Regions from separate parts of the Mus musculus genome. Here regions 1 and 3 are each linked to region 2. A link is a contact called in ENCODE POLR2A ChIA-PET data. All regions are on one chromosome and are shown on one strand. Each heading gives the region's core, a stretch centred on a gene start or an enhancer-like site at or near the end of the contact. The rest is flanking DNA. Distances are from core to core; before and after follow the strand shown. Region 1 holds the start of Ripor1 (RHO family interacting cell polarization regulator 1). Region 2 holds the start of Thap11 (THAP domain containing 11). Region 3 holds the start of Nfatc3 (nuclear factor of activated T cells, cytoplasmic, calcineurin dependent 3).

Region 1 (2,700 bases), core at 68-2,567, 250 kb after region 2:
TTTCCACCTAGGCAGATCCTAGTCCAAACGCCTTGTGCGCTCCCCTCCCTCCCACCCAAACCCAGGCCCAGGGACTGCTCATCTCGCTCTGCTGCCCACAGGGCCCAGGACTGTGTGGGAGGTAGACGAGGGAGCCTTGGCAGTCCTTGTCCGGCTGTAGTGCTCCCAACCCCCACTGTCAATACTAGAGAGGTGGATAGTGAATTCTTGCTTCTTCCCAACCCAGCTGTGTGACCTTGAAAATGCTGCTAACCTCTCTGGCCCAGTATTTACATCTGCCAGATGGTCATACACCTTCTCAGAAGGCTGCATGTCAGTCGAATGTGCAGGTCCAAGACGCACGCAGCCACATAGACGGTGGCCAGGACACCGTTATTATTGTATTAGATTTTACACACGAGACCAGCCTGCACGCACATCAGAAATGATTTGGAAGGGCCGGTAAGAGAGGTCACACTCAGACTTAACTTAAGATAGGAGGACAGAGGGTCCTAAAAGCTGACATAGCCGGGGCTCTAGCCCTGGTTGAACAACCCCTTCCCCAAACCAGTTCTACAGGATGCTTAGTTCTGACTGTTTGCTGAGTCCCCATAGCAGCTTCCATTTCCAGGGACAGGGTCTGTCGACCGCCGCCAAAACGACCTTCTCCAGCTTCAGCTTCGGTTTGGGTGGAGAGTGTGGCCTCGGGCAAATTCAGTCTTCAGTCACCTCGGGCCTGGCCCCAAAGCAGCTTAGGTCGACCAGGGCCAGGAACACTAGCTAGCTCATCTAGGGGGTCTCCTGCACCCTGTCGCCCCGTTCCCATTCCCAGATCAGCCTCTGCCGCACCGCAGGCTCCAGGATAAAGCCAATCCCAGGCCCAGAAAGGCGTCTCAGGCTCGCCCTCGGGCCTGCCCACAGTGGAGCCCCGGGGCACTGCCGTGGCGGCCTGGGCGCGGAAGGGAAGGGAGGAGGCGGCGGGCGCGGCAGAGCCGGAGGCGGCGGCTTTTGTGGGGCGAAGCTGCGTTCTCCGTGCCCGGGGTGGGGGTGGGGGTGGGGAGAAAAGACACGGCGCGATCCGGGTCGCGAGAACGGGGTGAGGCGGGACCCGGTCGCAAGTCCGGGAGCCGATGGGCGGCGCGGGTGCAGGACGCACGGGATCCACAGCTCGCCCCTTCTCCCCGCCACGGCCTTAGGAAACGGCGCGGACACTCACATGGCTGCGCTGGGCTGCAAGGACCTCGCGCTGTCGGTACTCTCGGCGTTGCCCGGCCTGCTCGCGCTGCAGCTGCCGCTGTCGCCGCGGCCGGCGCCTGCCCCTCCCTCCTCTCCGCCGCCCCGCCCCGCCCCTCTGGGCCCCACCTCCTGCGCTCCCCTCCGGCTCCCGCACCCCGAAGGGGCGCCCACAGCTCGCTCCGCCTTCGCGAGTTACCCGGCAGAGTGGTCTGCCTACCGTGTCAACCAGCTTGTGGAAAGGGAGAGCGAAGGGAGAGCGAAGGTGTCTGCGGGAACCGGACAGCTTCCTGGGAACTGCATGCAGACCTTAAATCTGGGGTAGGGGGCGCTAGGGAACCCCTCCTACTTGCCTCTTACCCAGATCTCTGCAGCTCTAAAGACCTCAGGCTCCCTTCCTGTCACCATAAACAGGTTCTTGGAGCTGACACGGAAAGTTGGGGTGGTTGGAGGAAGTGCTTAGGGTCTGGAGAGGCTTAGATAAGGGAACCAGAATCTGGCCTAACCGTCGCACACCTTCTGGGTTGAAGTTCTGCCCCTCATCCCTTCCCACTTTTTCAGCCAGCCTCAGTTTCCCGCTGTAGGATCAGAGAGCCTTTTCGACAACGTCTTCCTTATAAATAGGGCTCATAGCTAGGCCAGGCAAGCGTGTAACCACTCAGCGGGTACTGCTTTCTGGGGAGTTACAGATTTTGTTTCTGGGATATAAGTGACTAACCTGGTAAGGTCTGGGTATGCGTACTGGGAACATACATTGGCCATGGGGGTCAAAGGCAAAAATGAGTTATGGTGTAACAGAGAGCTGGCCTGACCAACAAGCTGACTCCAATCCCCTACCCCTCCCATTATTAACCAGATGCTATTAGCTCTCTCCAACCCCCTGTCCCTATCCTCCACCTCTTGGCGTTCCTGTTTCCTGCAACATCTCATCTTTTGAGGTAGGTCAGGCATACTCAGGGGTGGTCTGATGGATTTTAAGAGGTGCCTGAATTTCTGAGCCTGACACTGATCCTGAGCGTAGGTCTCAACAACCCGATATGGTAGGATTCTGGAATACCAACATCTTCATCCCCCTAGGCTCTTTCCAGAGACACCCTCAGCCTCTTTCTCAACCCTCCAGGCTTTTCCCCCAGAACACTTGCTTGTTCCAGAGCCCTGGATGCCCTTGTGAATGCCCCCATCCCTTTCCCAGGATTTTTTTTTCTTTTAAACACAGGGTCTAACACTATGTAGCCCTGGCTGTTCTGGAACTCTCTCTGTAGAGCAGGCTGGCCTCAAACACCCAGAGATCACCCAGAGATCTACCTGCCTCTGCCTCCCAAGTGCTGGGATTAAAGGCATGCGCCACCACTGCCGGGCTCTTTTTTTTTATTTTTTATTTAATTTATTTAGTTTTATTTTATGTGCATTGGTGTTTTGCCTGCATGTATATCTGTGTGAGGATGTCAGATCCCCTGGTACTGGAATTACAATTGTGAGTGATTGGCC
Region 2 (2,740 bases), core at 217-2,716:
CCTCCAGGGTAAGTTCCAAGTTCAGTGGTTCTGAAGCCTGTGTATAACCAGAATCTGCAACATAAACTGGGGAGTGAGAGACAAAGTCATAACTGCTGGTGTCACCAGATTCTGAAGTCCCCAACTCTTACTTCACGAGGAGACGAAAGAAGGTGCCAACTGACCAACTGGAGTCCCGCTGTCCTAAACCTCGGCACTGTCAACAGGAATACTGGGGAGTACAACATTTGCCTGAGGATTCCTTGGGCTGGAAGGAGTCACGAATTCTGCAGGTTTCTGGGGGGAACCATTCACATGCCGTGCTTCTTACGGATGACAGCCATGGCAAGCAGACGATCCTTCTCTCGAAGTTCTTCACGGAGCTTGGCCTCGGTGAGACGCAGATGGCGGATGCTACCCTTCATCTCCTTCATCTTCACTTCCATCAGGGCCAAGATGTCCCGCTGCTCGTTCAGCTTGCGCAGGAGCTCCTCCTCCGTGGTACCCGAGGACAAGGAGTACGAGTGGTCAGAGCCAGTGTCAGGGAAGCCCTCTTCCCCTACCACCACCAGCTGAGGGCCCAGAGTGCACTCAGCGGCCTCCAGCCCAGCCGTAGCAGCCTCTAGCTCTGAGGCGGCGGCAGCGGCGGCTGCCCCTTCAGCAGCTGCAAACTCGACTTGCACTGTGAGGTCGATGGGCTTCACATCATCTCCCGAGGGAGTCGTGGACACGGGAACCACGGATCCCGGAGCCTGGTTGCTGTCTACGGCGGCCTGAAGCGTAAGAAGCACAGCTGCAGAGGCAGACACCAGGTTCGGCTGCAACTGGGTGGTCTGGGCAGTGGAGGAGGACGGAGACGGCTGCTGCTGTTGCAGCTGCTGCTGTTGCTGCTGCTGCTGTTGTTGTTGCTGCTGCTGCTGCCTACGGCGGGCTGCCGCAGCTCCCGCAGGTCTCCGAGCTACTTTGCGCTCATTGACGCCACGCAGCGGGAAAATGGTGGGAACGCGCACCGTGTAGGTCTTGCGGCCGCCCTGAAAGTGGACGCTGCAGAGACGGTGGCCGGTGGTGGGTTGGAAGGTGGAGAAGCACCCACTGACGCCAGCACGGGACACGTTCTTGAGCCAGAGGCGCCGCAACTCAGCGTCCTTGGGAAACGTGTAGAAGTGCAGCGCCTTGTCCCGGTGTGAATTGTTGTAGCAGCCCGGAACGCAGCACGTAAAGCCAGGCATGGCTGCGACGCGCGGCCCGGCCCACCGGCCTCTCGAGCTCTTCGACGGCCGGGTCTGGCCCCTGTCTCAGCTCCTCGACGGGCGGCGCCGCGCGAGGCTCTCAGAGGCCTCTCACTATTGCCGCCCGGCGCAGTCGTCCCGGGCCGAGGCCCCGTGCCCAGAATATGGTTGCGGACCGCCCGCGCCGCGCTACCCACCCGGCCGTCCGCCTGCGCTTCGGAGTCGGCCCGGGGGACGCCGCGAAGGACCGCCTGGAAAGGAGGACTACGCCCCCCACAATGCACTGCGCCAGAAGCCTCTCACTTCCGGGATGGGGCGGGCTTATTCCGGCGGCTTTCCTGGACACCGCGATATCCTGTTCAGAGTCGATTATTTTCCAGATGAAGCTCGTCCTAAGCGAAAGGTAAAAATGTATTCGAATGGAACGTTATGGCATGGGCTACCCTTCACAAGGATCCGGAATCCTGATGGTACCGGGCGCGTGCCTGGTGAGCGCAAGCGCTCTGGGTATAAGAACACAAAGACTACAAGTTCCATGATGCCTCAGAAGAACGTTTTGGTGCGGCCGCGGGCTGCAGCGCCTCCTAAAGGAGAGGTGGAGTTCCTGCAGACCAGGATTTGAATGAGGTTCTGCAGCTTGCTATAAAAAACACCCCACCCCACCCCACCCCCGACCCCCAGTACCTTGGAGTGGACTGCATTCTTTAGCCTAGAGGAAACCCGAGTCCTCCCAGAAGAACTTCTGGAGTCAATTTCTTATATTGGGAGCACTCTCCCGACTCTCAGCTACCTCTTACATGGATGGACTCACTGACCTAAACCATGTCCCTACTAGCTGCTTACAATGTGCCAGACAGTGAAGGGAAAACACATTCAAGGCAATTGGTGGCACACGCCATTAATCCCAGCACTTAGGAGGCAGAGGCGGAGGCAGATTTCTGAGTTCGCGGCCAGCCTGGTCTAAAGAGTGAGTTCCAGGACAGCCAGGGCTACACAGAGAAACCCTGTCTCGAAAAAAAAACAAAAAACAAAAACCAACCAAACAAACCAATATATAAATATCGTATAATATTTTTCACATTTATTAATTTTAAAAACATTCAAAGTAATGGGAGATATGTTTATACATATATCATGTGTGAGAGTGGGGGAGTAATGTTTGCATTTATGCATGTTCATATGTGTGCCAGTGAGTGTCAATTTCTGGGTATCATTCATTCCTCAAGGCCCTTGGCCTTTTCTTTTTTCTTTTTTTTTTTTTTTTTTTGAGACAGGATTTCTCTGTGTAGCCCTGGCTGTCCTGGAACTCACTCTGTAGACCAGGCTGGCCTCGAACTCAGAAATCCACCTGCCTCTGCCTCCCAAGTGCTGGGATTAAAGGCGTATGCCACCACGCCGGCTGGCCTTTTCATTTTAGGCTGGCTGGCCAGTTAGCTGCAGGGATGCACCTCTAGCACTGCCATTATAGGCATGGGACACAATGCTTGGTATTTTTTTTATTTATTTATTTTTGGTTTTTCAAGACAGGTTTT
Region 3 (2,779 bases), core at 198-2,697, 200 kb before region 2:
CCCCGGCTCTACAGTCAACTCTTAACTTTATATTTATTACGTTGAAAACAGTATACGAAGGCTGAAAAGGAACTAAAAGGTATTGTACCACCTAGAGATTCAATGCAACGCTGAGAAAACAATGTATTAGCCCTCACAATACTATGAAAAAATTTAAATAATTCACTTAATACTGGAAAGAATAAACATGAATACTCTTATCCATCTTCTTTTTCTAAGTTCTCTTGCATATGTAATAGGGAAGCTGAACTTAACGAACCACACTATTCCAAACCAGGTCACAGGAGAGAGTTAAGTCCCCAGTCATCATCCTGTTTCTATTTACTGACTGGTTTGACCCGCAAGCATTATGGTGTCCAGCTTTCCCAACTTATCTTTTAAAACATCTTCTGAGAAGAGCTTTTTTTTTTAAAATTATTAAAAAATGCCTTCTAGAACATTCTAGGAGAACTGTAATTTTAAAAGGCAACGTATCTTGTTTTTTTGTTTTTGTTTTTTAATCTCCAGAAACACTTTGCCCAAGCAAAACAACCCAGTTTTCAGAAAGGTCCGTTATAGTATACTTGAAACTAAGCGTGGATGGAATATAAATTTACACAAGTGGACACTAACTCGAACTCGCTCTTCTAGCAAAGTAGATTTTTTTTTAAAGTGGAATTTGAAAACACGCATCTTTCAAATAAAGAATTTTACAACTAGCCTAAAGACAGCGAAGTGCGCTTACACTTCTCGGAGACATTTCCTCTGCACCACGCTGGCACAGCTACGACAACCAGAAACCTCTTGGGGCTTTGGCCCCAACAACCTCTGCCTCCAAAGCCCGGGCGTCCGCCGGCCACTGGCCTCTCGGAGTCGAGTTCCCTACTAGTTCGCTCGCAGCCAAGACACTTCCACGTCGCCCCGAACCACACGCCTCCTTCTCCTCCTCAAATTAAATCGGGCTTTCCTCGCCACCCGCACGCACCAGGGGGACCGAGGGGAAGGCGAGCTGGCGGGAGCGCGGCGAGGGCACGCTCCACAGTCCCGGCCGGCCCGGCACCCACCTGCAGGCCGCGAGACCTGGGACACCGGCGCTGGTGCCCCGTCCTCGCCGAAGACGAGTTTGAAGTCGAGCTCGTCGTGGGCGCCACAGTTTGCAGTAGTCATCGGCGTGGCCCGGGGTGCAGCGCCTCCTCCTCAGGCGGCCGCGGCGGCTCCTCAGCGCCGCTTCATGCTGGGCCGCGCCGGCCAGGAGGTCGCGGCTCCACTGCAAACTTTCCGGGCGGGGCCCGCGAGGCCGAGCGTTCCGTTCCGACCTAGAAAGCTGGCCGAGCGCCCCGCCGCACCGGGAGCCGTCACCGCCGCCGGTCGAGGGTGCAGAAAAGCCACGGTCGCCTCAACCAAGGCTCCCCGCCCCCCACCCCCACAGTCGCCGCCACTGCCGCCACCGCCGCCGGCGCGCTCCCGCGCCCTGCAGCGCGCCCAGCCCCGCCCCTCGCCGCGCTCCCGCCCGACGGGGCAGCCCATAGGCCGCTGGCCCCGCTGACAGCCACGGGCCCCGCCTCCTCACCGACCTATCGCGTGAGTCCTCTGCGAGGAGGAAGTCACGTGAGCAAGAAGCGCCAGAGCCCTGCTCCCTCTCGGAAGTTGTAGTTAAAACTCTCTTTCTTCCGCAGTTTCTAAACCAAGACCAGGGTAGGGCCAATAGCGCTGTCTAATTAGATTGGGAACCCACGTAGGCCAATTGGAGACTATCTTTTTCCCCCTCATCGGGCGGAGCTCATGTCGAGGAAGTGGGTAGCAGAGCGCCAGGGTTATAGGTGTCCGGATATTTGGCCCCACAGAGGTACTTTTCACTTATAGCTGAGTTTAGAGTGGATACGTTCGTTAGACCACCTCAAAAGTTACCACTCATCCCCCGCATCCCTCCATACCAACTTCGATGGCGTAACTTGGAGAGGGCCAGGGATTGGTTCGAACTTTTGGGTAGGTTAGGGTGGAGCCGAAGAAAACCTTGCGAGACAAGTCTGGAGTCGATTCAGAGCCACCCTTCTGGGGTGGGGCCCCGTCTCAGTGGCTGTGCCTTTGTCCCCTCAAGCCGGCCCGGAGAGGATGCCATGCATTCTAGCTAGGCCTCACCTAAATCAGAGGGACCAGGTCTGGTCCTTGACGGAAGTTGAGCAGACACAGAGAAAAGTACCCTTCTTGGCCTCTGCATCTTAGTACATAACCGTGAGACTAAGGCATTGTGACACCCGAGCAAGGAAAGCCCACATATAGGAAGTGACGCTGTCAAAAAGAACCGGCTTTCAATCTTGGTTTCACCTCAAAGAGTCTGCCTTCCCCGGTGAGACATGAGATGGCCCAAGACACCATCCCTTGGAGTCTGGGGACTCAGTCTTGTTTACTTAGCGCATGATTAAGAGAAGGAGTTGGGAGAAGCCAGTGACCACCTCCTCCACGACAGCAAGTCTGATACTACTCACAAAAGCCCCTGGGAGAATGGAGCAAGCACAAGCTCCTTGCAAAGATCTCTGCATCTCAGTGATTCCTGGGCTACTAAGTGAGCCTCAGGGGGACCCCGGCTAAGCCTAGGGTCAGAAGAGCAAGGAATGTTCTGAGCTCGTGAGCCATTCATCTTGGACTGGTTTATTCCTGCTCAGGGCTTTACCAGTACTTATGAGGGACACAGAGATACAGAGATAGTCTCCCATCAGGGTTGAGAGAGAGAGGAATAGCAAATATATAATTACTGTGCAAAGAGATTAGAGCTGTGATAGGAGCTCTGAGGACATTGAAC

Evidence for each region. ChIA-PET counts read pairs that join two places held with the same protein, here RNA polymerase II (POLR2A).
Region 1: POLR2A ChIA-PET joins it to region 2 with 10 read pairs in Patski. The contact joins the promoter of Ripor1 here to the promoter of Thap11 in region 2. POLR2A ChIA-PET finds 5 or more read pairs at or near these places in 3 of 5 experiments (Patski and embryonic stem cell).
Region 3: POLR2A ChIA-PET joins it to region 2 with 12 read pairs in Patski. The contact joins the promoter of Nfatc3 here to the promoter of Thap11 in region 2. POLR2A ChIA-PET finds 5 or more read pairs at or near these places in 3 of 5 experiments (Patski and embryonic stem cell).

Annotation. Positions count from the first base shown.
Region 1 is chr8:105,603,846-105,606,545 of GRCm38, reverse strand. Ripor1 (RHO family interacting cell polarization regulator 1) reads right to left here and starts at 1,317. Exons shown (of 22, transcript NM_001081241.2): 1 at 1,196-1,317.
Region 2 is chr8:105,853,829-105,856,568 of GRCm38, reverse strand. Thap11 (THAP domain containing 11) reads right to left here and starts at 1,466. Exons shown (of 1, transcript NM_021513.2): 1 at 1-1,466. The coding sequence starts at 1,208. The coding sequence ends at 291. It also overlaps a transcript of Cenpt not described here.
Region 3 is chr8:106,058,258-106,061,036 of GRCm38, reverse strand. Nfatc3 (nuclear factor of activated T cells, cytoplasmic, calcineurin dependent 3) reads right to left here and starts at 1,447. Exons shown (of 10, transcript NM_010901.3): 1 at 1,044-1,447. The coding sequence starts at 1,146.